Regions from separate parts of the Homo sapiens genome. Here regions 1, 2 and 3 are each linked to region 4. A link is a contact called in ENCODE Hi-C or POLR2A ChIA-PET data. All regions are on one chromosome and are shown on one strand. Each heading gives the region's core, a stretch centred on a gene start or an enhancer-like site at or near the end of the contact. The rest is flanking DNA. Distances are from core to core; before and after follow the strand shown. Region 1 holds the start of ZNF451 (zinc finger protein 451). Region 2 holds the start of BAG2 (BAG cochaperone 2). Region 3 overlaps DST (dystonin). Region 4 holds the start of CENPQ (centromere protein Q).

Region 1 (2,700 bases), core at 183-2,682, 7.6 Mb after region 4:
CTCAATTGGCTTCCACAAGTCTCAAACTTACTAGGTAGAAAGTAACTAAAGTCATAAAGCACTTGGTGGAAATGCAGGAAATGTCAAATATTAAACAATAATTACTACAGGCTTAGGCAATCAGATGGTAGTTTTGCATACAAACAAAAACAGGAATCTGAGATGTTAAATAATTTGTGTTTTTTTTTTTTTTTTTTTGAGACAGTGTCTTGCTCTGTCACCCAGGCTGCAGTGCAGTGGCATGAATTTGGCTCCCTGCAGCCTGGATCTCAATCTCTCGGCCTCAAGCGATTCTCCTACCTAAACCTCCTGAGTAGCTGGGACTACAGGCAAGGACCACTACGCCTAGCTAATTTTTGTATTTTTTGTAGAGACGAGGTTCCCTCTTATTGCTCAGGCTGGTCTCGAATTCCTGGGTTTAAGTGAACCGCCCGCCTCGGCCTCCCAGAGTGTGAGGACCCGCCTGGCCTAAAATAATGTTATCACTTAATTCTTTTCATAAACTTTATTGACAACGATTGGTGTGTTTTTTTAAAAAACCTTTTTAAATTTTTGGTAAGGTATTACCTGAGAACAGATTAAATGCATAGTTGAATATAAAAGATCTATTTTATAGACTGGTTTATGAGTGTGAACACACAAAAGGTTAAAAGGTCAACCTTACAGCAGTCTATAAATAGATCTCTCATATTCTCTCAGTATATCTGAGAATATTGAAAAAGTGCATTTCAAAATCACTGGCTAGGGTTTAGTGATAGTTAGGTAGACCTCGGTTCCCTTTCCTATTGGGCCCTGGATTTCCCATCCCTATTTTCTTCCTCAGGTGTATTAATACTGGCAGGGCCTGGGAGACTGACGCTAGGGAAGAGGTGTGTAATGTAAGGATACTTCAGATTCTTTCCTGATCCTAGGATTCAGCTAAACCTCCACATAGCCCCTGTCCTCAAAAATGAGTAAATACATAAATTTAAAAATGAAAGGAAAAAAAGAGAAATCCGTTCCCACCACCCACCTTCAGGGCTAAAACAGAAAAATCAATGAGCTGCGCTTCACAACCATACCAAAACCAAACAAATACCAACTCAAACCCTCCTTCACATCCTCCCACATCTTCCCAGTGCTTCGCTATCTCACAGGACCCAGCTGGCCCCTGGCTTCGCCCCACCCACTGCAGCTGGCGTCTTTTAGGCGCATGGTTCTTTTCCTCTCCGGCGAGGGGCGGTCTCGGGGCGGACCCGAACTACAATTCCCAGCATCCTGCGCGGCGCGGGGAAGGAAGCCCGGGAGTGAGAGAAAGCGGCTCCGGGGGCATAGCGGGCCAGTAAGGGCCGCTCCTCCTTTGAAGAGGTTTTGCGTCTCTTTCCGCCGGTGGCGTCGGCGCTCACGCAGGGGCGGGTCCCGGTAGCGCCAGGCGGTGCAGGGCGGGAAGGGGATTCGTGGCGACGGCGGCGGCAGGGACAGCAGGAGCAGTGGTGCTGTCAGCGCGGCCGTCGGAGACATGGGAGACCCGGGGTCGGAGGTGAGTAGTCGAGTGAGGGTCCTGGCGTTCTCAGAGGCGAACCGCGAAGGGTTTGTGTTTTCTGCGGTCTGAGGCCTGGTGCTCCGTCGCAGCCTCGGGGCGATACCTCTTCAGTGTCTTGGGCCGAGCCCAGCTCTGGGGCCTGGTGCGTGTCTGAGCGAGGAACCCGCAGCAACAATGGCCGCCCGGCCCCCCGCACGGGCCCTGGCGTTCGTTGTGGCCGCGGCTGGGCCAGTGGGAGCGACGTTTTAAGGCAGGATTGCCCTTCGGTGTTGAGCTTGCGTTCCTCCTGGAGTAGATAAGGGGAATTGTGAGAGGCTGGTAACTAACGCGTTTTCAGCGTTGGGTCCCTGCAGCTCCGCACACTCTGTGGCAAGAGCCAGAGCTCGAGTTCCGTTCCTAGTCGGGTTTCCGTGAAATTGTGCTCAGTTCGTTTTCCTCAAGAGCTCTCTGTCTTTAATTGTTCCTTTCGGAAACGCTCTCTTCCTACACGAATGTGGCTGAACAGATAAGCATGTTTTGGCTTGTTTTTATAGATAATAGAATCTGTCCCTCCAGCTGGCCCTGAGGCATCTGAGTCAACAACGGATGAAAATGAAGACGACATTCAGTTTGTCAGTGTAAGTAGCAATGATGATTGGGGTTTTCCCAGAGTAAAAGACTATGGTGGGCCATTATGTAATGTTACCTCACCTGGTCATTTAATGTTCATGAGTGTCTAATACATACTAGACACTGGAGCATGGCGCAGGATTGGGAAATTTACCAAAAGAGCTATCTGAGCCACCCCCGTAGCCATCACAAAGAGCACGTCCTAAAGAACGTGCTGTACACTTAATCTCGCCCCCTGCCTTTCATTTAAACTTAAGATAAAAACGCTGGTGTCTAAAACGCTGTTTTGAAATGGAGCAAGAGTAACTTCTAAAGGCGACACGGAGGAAGGAGCTGCTAATGATGAGCAAGGACGTAGAAAACAGGAAGGGTTGTGAGAGCCCAGAATCTTAGCGTTATGGTGCTTCTAACATGAAGGCAAATAGCTTGAAGATTTCTCTAACCTCTGAGATCATCATGTTACGGCATAGTACAGTTGATGCTCATAATGAAGAATCCTACATCACTGGGAACATGCTCTATTTTTCTGAGTTTGTTCCCTTTGAGACAGTAGTTTTCAAGCCTTAGTA
Region 2 (2,700 bases), core at 85-2,584, 7.7 Mb after region 4:
GGTGCAAACTCACCAGGTAGCTTGAACCAGAATGGTGGCGGTAGAATTGGGAAGAATCTGGATATATTCTGAAGGCAAAATTGATGGGGTTTACTAATGGTGTGGATCTAGGATAAGAGAGAAAAAGAGTTCAGGATGATTCTAAAGTCACTTGATAGACTTTCAAACCACTCACAAAATGTGTTTTGTTTTCGTTTGTGTCATGATAAAGTTATTTTTAATAAGGTCAAATAATCCCCTACCCCAAGAGTTAATTAGGATTTAAAATGAGTTCAGAGGGAATTGGGATCCAGCCTTAAGGGCTTCAACTCTGTTCAAGTATTTAAATGGCTTTGATCTCTGATTAAAGGTGGTGGCTCAGCTTTAAACTATTATTATCTATCATTTTCTGTGCCCTGTACATTGTCATCCTTGCAATGAGAGGCATAGAGCTATCAGGAGAGGGGACTAAAGCCTAACTTTTTAAGTAGACTAATCTTTGTATCCTCAGCTCTATTCCGTCTTTTACCGACAGCTGGTGCCTGACCTAGAGGCCTACTGCATCTTTTTTGTTAACAGGATTTTTAAAAGTTGAGGACTTTTTAATGCCAATTATTTCACTCAGAATATTTATTTATTTATTTATTTTTTTGAGACAAGGTCTCGCTCTATCGCCCAGGCTGGAGTGCAGTGGCGAGATCTCGGCTCGCTCAACAGGAATAATTTTAATAGCAAAAATTTAAAACCCCTTCATTAAGCCAGGCGTGGTGGTTCACATCTGTAATCCCAGCACTTTGGGAGGCTGAGGTGGGAGGACCGCTTGAACCCGGGAGGTCGAGGCTGCAGTAAGTCGTGATCGCGCCACTACACTCCAACGTGGGCGACAGTTAGACCCCATCTCAAAAACAAAAGAAAATTAGAATGGTAAAAATGAAGTAAATTCACTTTGCTTCCCACATCTAGCTAGACAGGGAAAGATGGAGTAGCTTTTTCTTTTTTACTTCATAGCTTCAGTGTTGTCCGGGCTTTCATTACTCTCATCTCAGTATAAAGTGGTAACAGGAAGGTCAGGTGAGTGTGGGCTGCCTACGAGCTGTACTTACTGCCTTCTGTTTCACAAAAGGACGTTTTCTCCCCATAATGTCGTTGTTCTTGCTTTGAATTATGGGTGCTGGGAGAAACTAAACGAAGCCGTCACTGAGCAATACACCCACAGCCCGTCGACCGATAGGAACCTTCGCGTGGGGGGAGTTGGTTACTTTTAGGTTGCATGAAGAGGCGGGGCCTCGCGGGGCGGAGCTGGGGGTGGTCTGTGGGTCCGCGCGGGCTTCGGGTAGTTCCTGGGTCCGGGGAGCAGACGATCCGCTAGCCACATTAGGCGCTCGGTCTCTGCGTCCGCCCCTCCCGTGCCTCAGAGACTTGCGCTCCCCAGGCCCGAGCCCCTGTCGGCCCATCCTCGAGCCCGTGTGGCTCGCGAACCTCTAACTCCAGCCGCTGCAGCCCCCTCCCAGGCCCGGCGTCCCCGAGCCCCGCGGGCGCCGCGCCTGCCCTTCTTTGGCTACGCTGCAGCCGCGGTGTCGGCGAGTCCTCCCGGGTTGCCCCCGCGGGCGTCAGAGGGAGGGCGGGCGCCCGCGTGGTGACGGCGACGCCTGCAGCCCAAGGAGCGCTCCACTCGCTGCCGCCGGAGGGGCCGGTGACCTCTTGGCTACCCCGCGTCGGAGGCTTAGATGGCTCAGGCGAAGATCAACGCTAAAGCCAACGAGGGGCGCTTCTGCCGCTCCTCCTCCATGGCTGACCGCTCCAGCCGCCTGCTGGAGAGCCTGGACCAGCTGGAGCTCAGGTGAGCTCCGGGCGGGCGGTCTCGGGCGTTCTGCTCGCCGCGCGGGCGGTTCGCGGGCGGTTAGCGGACGGAGGCCGCGTGTGGCGGGCCGGGGCCTGGGGCACAGTGAGGCTGCGGCAACCGAAGTTGCTTGTTGAGATTTGTTGTGGATGGACGTGGTGTAGTTTTGTTTGTTTCTTGGATTATCTCCCCTAGTCCGAGAGAAAACGCATTCGATTTAAGCTAAACCTGTGAGGGCGTTATCGGTGGCCACACTTTGATTAATTTACCTAGGTGTTAGGGAGCGGAAAAAAATCAGAGGAGATAAAAGTTACAGTGAGATTCCATGCGATTAAGGACTGTGGCAGCTTGGGTCTGCAGAACTTCTAGAACCTTCTGTGTGGCCCCAAACGTTTTAACTTACTCTTCTCGTTATGCATTTTTTAAGGGAGGCAGCAGTTTACAGTGGCCCTCCACGTGAAGTTAAGTTTCCTTGCTTCAGAACAAAAATGAATAAAACAAAACCAACCCAGCAATCCATTGAGAGCAAAGATTAGACAGGAGTGAGGGGTAGGCAGTAAGTTACCGGGTGCTTCGTGCAGCAGAGACGTTGCCGCTTCTGTTTCTCCCCTAACCTCGCGGACGGGATTCAGCGGTTCCGTTCGTCTCTCGGTATTTATTGGGCACCTCCCTACATAGAAGACTAAGTGCTAGTTACTGGCCTGAAAGCATGAAAAGATAGTTTTCCCCTTTTCTTGCTTAAGAATTTATTTGGTAATACAGTAGTAGACTTGTATAGAATTTCTAAACAATTTAATGTTAATAGATTTTTGGAAAGACTTTAACGGTGTATTGAAAAGTTTTATCTACTTCCTGTGAACGTTTGTCTCAAGTTACTGTGT
Region 3 (2,700 bases), core at 15-2,514, 7.1 Mb after region 4:
AATATTGCAGCTCTTGACACAGATAAGAAATAAGATAAAGCATCTTCCAAAAAAGTATACTTCTGAACAGAGCTATGGAGTGTCTTTAGCATAAAGACACATGCTCAAATAATATATTTCATAATACATGAGGTGTTTAAGGTCATCAGCAGTGCATCAGTATAAATGCAACTATCCTTTTACCTGGTTGATTTTAGGATGATTCTAAACAATAAAGTGCATCAATAACAGAGAACAAAAATCTCCTTTGTCCACCTTTCCCAGCTCCCAAAGTCCCCGTTCACACACTCCAAAACACAGAAAATAAACAAACACACACTTAACAGTGGCTCAAACACTCAGAACATTCCATTGTCAGTCCATTTCCCTTTTTAGTCTGATATTTCCAGATTAAAATTTCCAAATGAGCAAGCATTTTAACAGCCTGAATGTTAATTTCGGCAGAGCTCTGGTTAACTGTAATCCACTTAAAGATGGCTTGCAGAACTCCACCATTCTGGTAAATAAACCATGCTCCAGAAATTTAAAAGACAAACACAGGGACCTGGTATTGTTCACATCAAGGCACAGAACAAATCTTCAGAGAAAAATAAGTTAAGTCTAACGTTATGAGAAAGTTACATTTTTCTTTTACTTTTTTTTTTTGGAGGGGGGAGTAGCTATAAATAAACTTGATTGAAAAGGCAGGTTTTCTTCCTGTTTTAAGCTTCTTCAATGCTATTCAGAACTACTCAAAGGAAGAAAGAAAAAAACACCAGACTTTTAGACACCCAGGGCAGTACAATCCAGCAACCGTTTAAAGTAAACAGAAAGCATGGTGTACTACTAAGCTTCTTTAAAAAAAAAAAAAAAAAAAAAAAAAAAGCCATTTCCAAAGATTCTTATCTGGTCCTCCTTAGGAAGGCTTATTCCACCTGAGGCAATTGCAGCAACGAAGAGCTCCGCGGCTTCCTCTAAGGCACAGGCAGCGTAATTCACATTGAGCAGAAAACCCAGGGACTACATTAGCCTTTGAAACTGAACCAAGTTCTGTGGCCGCGGTATGGCCTTCATTTCAGCTGGGGCTAGAGAGAGACGGTGGCGGTGGAGGCAGCAGAAAGAACTCCGGAAGGGAGCTCCGGGGCTGTCCGCGGCTCCTCAGGGCAGCACGGTGCCGGGCAGGCATGCTCTCCAGCCAGGGCGCTTGCAGCAACGCCCTCTCTCTTCAGGCACCATCTGCTGCGTCTCTGGGCCTGCCGGGCGTTCCGGAGCCGCAGCTCTCTACCACTTCGGTGCTACGCCCTCCCGTGACTTAACTTCGCAGTCATCTTTCGCTTCTTCCCGGGAGTCGGCGAGCGGTTTCAGTGGGAGGTACCTCGAAGCCGAGAGGCTGCAATGTAACAGCTTGTGGTGACATCAGCGCAAAGCAGGCCGAGTCCGGCCACTGGGGAGAGGGACAGCTCAGGTTCAAACACCGCGGAAACCCCGCCGACTACTTCAAAATGGGAGGGGATCCGTAGGGCTTGCGGAGGCAGAACCTGGCACCGGGAGATCCGCGAAGAAATTATTTTGTGAAGGTCCAGAGACCGCACTCATTTGAATACTAAATGGGAAAAGGGGGGCTACATAGGTCCCTATCCTTCAGTTGAAACCGCACTTTTACACTGAAGAATCTGATGCTTCAGCAGTATCTGCGATGCAAAGTGCAGATCACTTTGAAGTCGAGAGTGTTTTGCCGTTCCCTTTTGAAGCCCAAGTTCAAATCTAACTGTTCTCCAGAGTAAAGTATTCCTACCAGTGAGGGGCTCTCAGCACTGCTGACATGAATATTAGTAGTTACTAATAACCATACAGTACTCTTGAGGTTAACACAAGGCCCAAGAGTGGTACTCACTGACTCCAGATATTTAATAAACAAAATCACCTCCACAGATTTTTATCTACTGAACACCCTTCTAAAAATACTGTTTGAAAATAAATTCAGCAAGCCAACTCTTAGTCTTTGTAGGAAATTTAATAGTTTTATTTAAATAAAATCTAAACATTCTCTATTTTACAAAATAAGAAACATCGTCAGAGTGTCAGTTACAAATGAAGCGGTCTTTCTTCAATCTCATAAAATAATCATTTGAACATGAACAAAACTGTGCTAACTCCAAATGAAGAAGGCAGTTCTAGTAAAAACAACTTTATACTTTCTTTGTTAATTTTACAGAAAAGATGTGGGAGGAAACTTTTGTGCCTTTAATGAGAAAACGTTATCTCAATATTCATTCGATAAATCTAAGAGTTGAATCTTTTTTAAAAAAATCTTTTCATAATGAAAACTCTATCGGTAACTCATCCATTCAACAATTATTAGATTATTAGATGCAACTCAGTATGTGGCCATCATTAAGTTGACTAGATATATGACTATCTATAAAGAAAAAGAGATTTAAAAATATCCATCCACATCACAATATCAATGCCAATTTTTCATGTTCAAGACGTGAAATATTTCAACAAGCACCTGATTCTGTGGTGTTCAAGCACACAGGCTGTAATAAGGCACTGATAAGAGAAAGAAAAATGGTCTCATACTTACCACGCTTGAACAGTGGATTGGGCACTAGACTGGGAAATAGTAGAGGCCAAGAGTCTTACTCCCAGCTGCCGCTCTCTTGATATGTAAGCTTAGAAAACTACTTATTCATGGCAATATGAATAATAAAGTTTCCT
Region 4 (2,700 bases), core at 146-2,645:
ACTGTTGGCAGGAAATATCACACTCATTTCACGTGGGCTTTCCTAAATCTGAACAACTAATAGGAAAGAGCCCCGTTTAAGTGACTTCCTGAAAATCACATGTGAATTGGTGGAGGCTGGAAACAGACACCATTTTTAGATAAAAACACAACTACTGCGGATGGCAATACGACCTCTGAATTTTCTCAGAAGACCATCAAGAGAGGCCTCAAGCATTCAAAGAAGCAACATGCAAAGCAAATATGTTACTGACAACTAAAATGAGTTAAAGAGCAATGATTAATCCCACCCCCACACCTCAAAAACAAATCAGTGAGAAAAAGATTTCTTGAACCAATAAGTTTCAAGCTTTGGCTGCTGACGTATGATTGCACATTAATACTTCAAGAAGGTACTTTGATGTTCAACTAGTTGGGTTTGGAGATGGAAACATAGGGCATGAAAATTATATTTGATATTAGCATAAGTACATCATTAAACACAAAATTATATTGGCAGAAAATCATCAAGTGGTTTAAAACTTTACACACATACGTTATCCAGGGCTTCGAGCTTCCCTAAGACCACCTTCTTTCTAGATAAAACTGAGAACGAGTTAGTAATGTAAGCTTTTATGTCAATTTAGACCTGTCTTTTCTATTCTACCTCTCACTCTTAACACTGTTTACACTCTTAATCCTGTTTACACACAGAAAATCACTTTTATTCCCGAAAACTCTTAGAAAAACCCTGACAATAACATAACCCACAACCTAGAAGGGAGGCAGCCATGAAGCAGGCGCATCCCTTTGGAACCATACAAAAAGTGACCTCTGCCAACGGGAACAGTTCAGGGTGCTTAAGTGGCCAAAGAAGATACCGACATGGCCCCTAAAGTATTAAAAGCACCTTCTTTCCAGAAGTACCTCCGAATTGCCAGGGACTTCGCCCAAAACTAGAGGTTGGTCGAAGTGAAAATCTAAACCTAAGGAGAAGGCAGAGAGTGGGATCCCGTCACAGTAGGAAGGTAAAGAAGACAGAAGTAAAGGACAGAGCGGGAGAGAAAGGACAAAAGTTCAAAATACAGGGGTAGAGGAGGGACAGGAGCCAGAAGAATGGAGCGATCTGAAAGGTGTACGTCCTACTCACTGGTAGGCCTGTTTTGGACTCCGCTGTGGGAGAGGGCGGCTGCACTTCTGCGTCCCCCGCCTCACCTGTCAGACATCCACACAGCCAGGCCTCCCCGCCCTCACCAAGCCCACACAAACCGCGCCACCGCCAGCGTCAGCCGGACGACTCTGGGGGCGTAGGCCGACACCGCCCTCCCTCCAGCCAATCTAATAGCGCTCTCATGGGCGCATTCCTGATGACGTTTAGGGGTAGGGTTAGATGCCCGTTTCCGCTTTCTTCCCACCCACTTCCGGGTCTCCTCTGTTTACGAATGTTTGGGCGCGAATTACTCTAAGCGCGGCTCTCAGAAGGGTGCAAGAAGAATCAGTGGTGAGTCGTGATATCCTTAACCGGCTGGGTGGATCTAAAGTTCAGGGATGAGTTTTAAAGCCAACGCGTTTGTGGCAGACTCCGCAGTTTGCATTTGAGGATAGCGAGGGGGGATTGCTTACGGGGAAATGCCCGATGTCCTAAAAGATCTGCCCTTAGGATCCTGAGATTGAGATGTTTGATTAGGGGGGAGGGAGCAAAGCCATGAATACTTCCTATTTCTCCCGAATCATCCTCATGGCTCATCCTCATTGCTAAATTTCTCCCGCGGGCACTAGTGAAGTCAAGTGCAGCCTTGGACATTAGTGTCTGTGTTTCTCCAGGAGTCCTACTCACTCTTGTGCCCACATAGAGGTCTAAATTGAGGTAATTGAGTCCCATGAGTATCAACAAGCTGGTAAGAAAAACAAGACAACCTAGAATGCCTCCCTCTCTCCTAAAGCATATAGTCTGGCGGCAAACTACTGTACCAGCCTTATTTCTTTTCACTTCTCCTATACACATTAAAAGCCTCGCTGGATTATCCTGTCCCTGAACACGCCAGGTTTTTTGTGTTTTTTCCGAGCTTTCCTGCCGTCCGAGTTTTACTGTTTTCCCTTGGATGCTTCATTTTTCTACTTTTTGGCTAAATATTTCAAAATGTTATTAGAATAATACTTTTTCTATGAATAATGTACAAACATACTTCCGAGATATTGCGGGGTCGGTTCCAGACCAATAAAGCCTGTCACACGATTTTTTTGGTTTCCCAGTGCATATAACAGTTGTATTTACACTGTATTGTAACCTATTAAGTGTGCAATAGCATTATGTGTAAAAAAAAATTACATGCTGTAATTTTAAAATATTTTATTGCTAAAAAATGCTACTAATCATCTCAGCCTTCAGCAAGTCCTAATCTTTTTGCTGGTGGAGGGTCTTGCTTGATGTTGATGGCTGTTGACCAATCAGGGTGATGGTTGCTGAAGATTGGAGTTGCTGTGGCAGTTTCTTAAAATAACAAAATAATGAATTTTGTACAGCAGTTGACTCTTCCATTCACTAAAGATTTCTCTGTAGCATGTGATGCTGTTTGAAAGCATTTTACCCACTGTAGAACTTCTTTCAAAATTAGAGTAAATCCTCTTAACCCCTACCATTGCTTTAGCAACTAAGGTTTTGTGATATTCTGAATTCTTTGTTGATATTTCAAGAATATTCACAGCATCTTCACCAGGGGTA

Evidence for each region. Hi-C counts contacts between places; a loop is a spot of excess contacts on that map. ChIA-PET counts read pairs that join two places held with the same protein, here RNA polymerase II (POLR2A). Pooled maps may share reads with other maps.
Region 1: a loop to region 4 is called in a pooled map, with 17 times the contacts of the local background. The contact joins the promoter of ZNF451 here to the promoter of CENPQ in region 4. A Hi-C loop is called at or near these places in 5 of 50 pooled maps.
Region 2: a pooled map shows a loop between it and region 4 (12-fold over the local background). The contact joins the promoter of BAG2 here to the promoter of CENPQ in region 4. A Hi-C loop is called at or near these places in 3 of 50 pooled maps.
Region 3: a loop to region 4 is called in a pooled map, with 5 times the contacts of the local background. The contact joins the enhancer-like site here to the promoter of CENPQ in region 4. A Hi-C loop is called at or near these places in 1 of 37 single-sample maps with no recorded cell type and 2 of 50 pooled maps. POLR2A ChIA-PET finds 5 or more read pairs at or near these places in 1 of 52 experiments (endothelial cell of umbilical vein).

Annotation. Positions count from the first base shown.
Region 1 is chr6:57,088,756-57,091,455 of GRCh38, forward strand. It overlaps ZNF451 (zinc finger protein 451), which reads left to right and starts at 1,433. Exons shown (of 15, transcript NM_001031623.3): 1 at 1,433-1,519; 2 at 2,056-2,139. The coding sequence starts at 1,499. RefSeq lists enhancers at 1,102-1,251, 1,119-2,001 and a silencer at 1,422-1,491.
Region 2 is chr6:57,170,992-57,173,691 of GRCh38, forward strand. BAG2 (BAG cochaperone 2) reads left to right here and starts at 1,335. Exons shown (of 3, transcript NM_004282.4): 1 at 1,335-1,819. The coding sequence starts at 1,707. It overlaps ZNF451-AS1 (ZNF451 regulatory antisense RNA 1), which reads right to left and starts at 1,222. Exons shown (of 4, transcript NR_110742.1): 1 at 1,083-1,222; 2 at 14-107. RefSeq lists silencers at 1,348-1,427, 1,478-1,747 and an enhancer at 1,482-2,239.
Region 3 is chr6:56,541,592-56,544,291 of GRCh38, forward strand. All of the region lies in intron 61 of DST (dystonin), which reads right to left. Among named protein-coding and RNA genes, the nearest start is that of COL21A1, 300 kb to the left of the region's middle. RefSeq lists enhancers at 600-1,365, 1,070-1,489. Within about 2 kb of position 1,265, at least 40 of the 41 ENCODE cell types and tissues checked have a DNase peak (open chromatin) inside an H3K27ac peak, as active enhancers do; they include endothelial cell of umbilical vein, where a contact is called at or near this core.
Region 4 is chr6:49,461,975-49,464,674 of GRCh38, forward strand. CENPQ (centromere protein Q) reads left to right here and starts at 1,396. Exons shown (of 9, transcript NM_018132.4): 1 at 1,396-1,479. It overlaps MMUT (methylmalonyl-CoA mutase), which reads right to left and starts at 1,279. Exons shown (of 13, transcript NM_000255.4): 1 at 1,129-1,279. RefSeq lists enhancers at 462-1,362, 949-1,018, 1,363-2,262.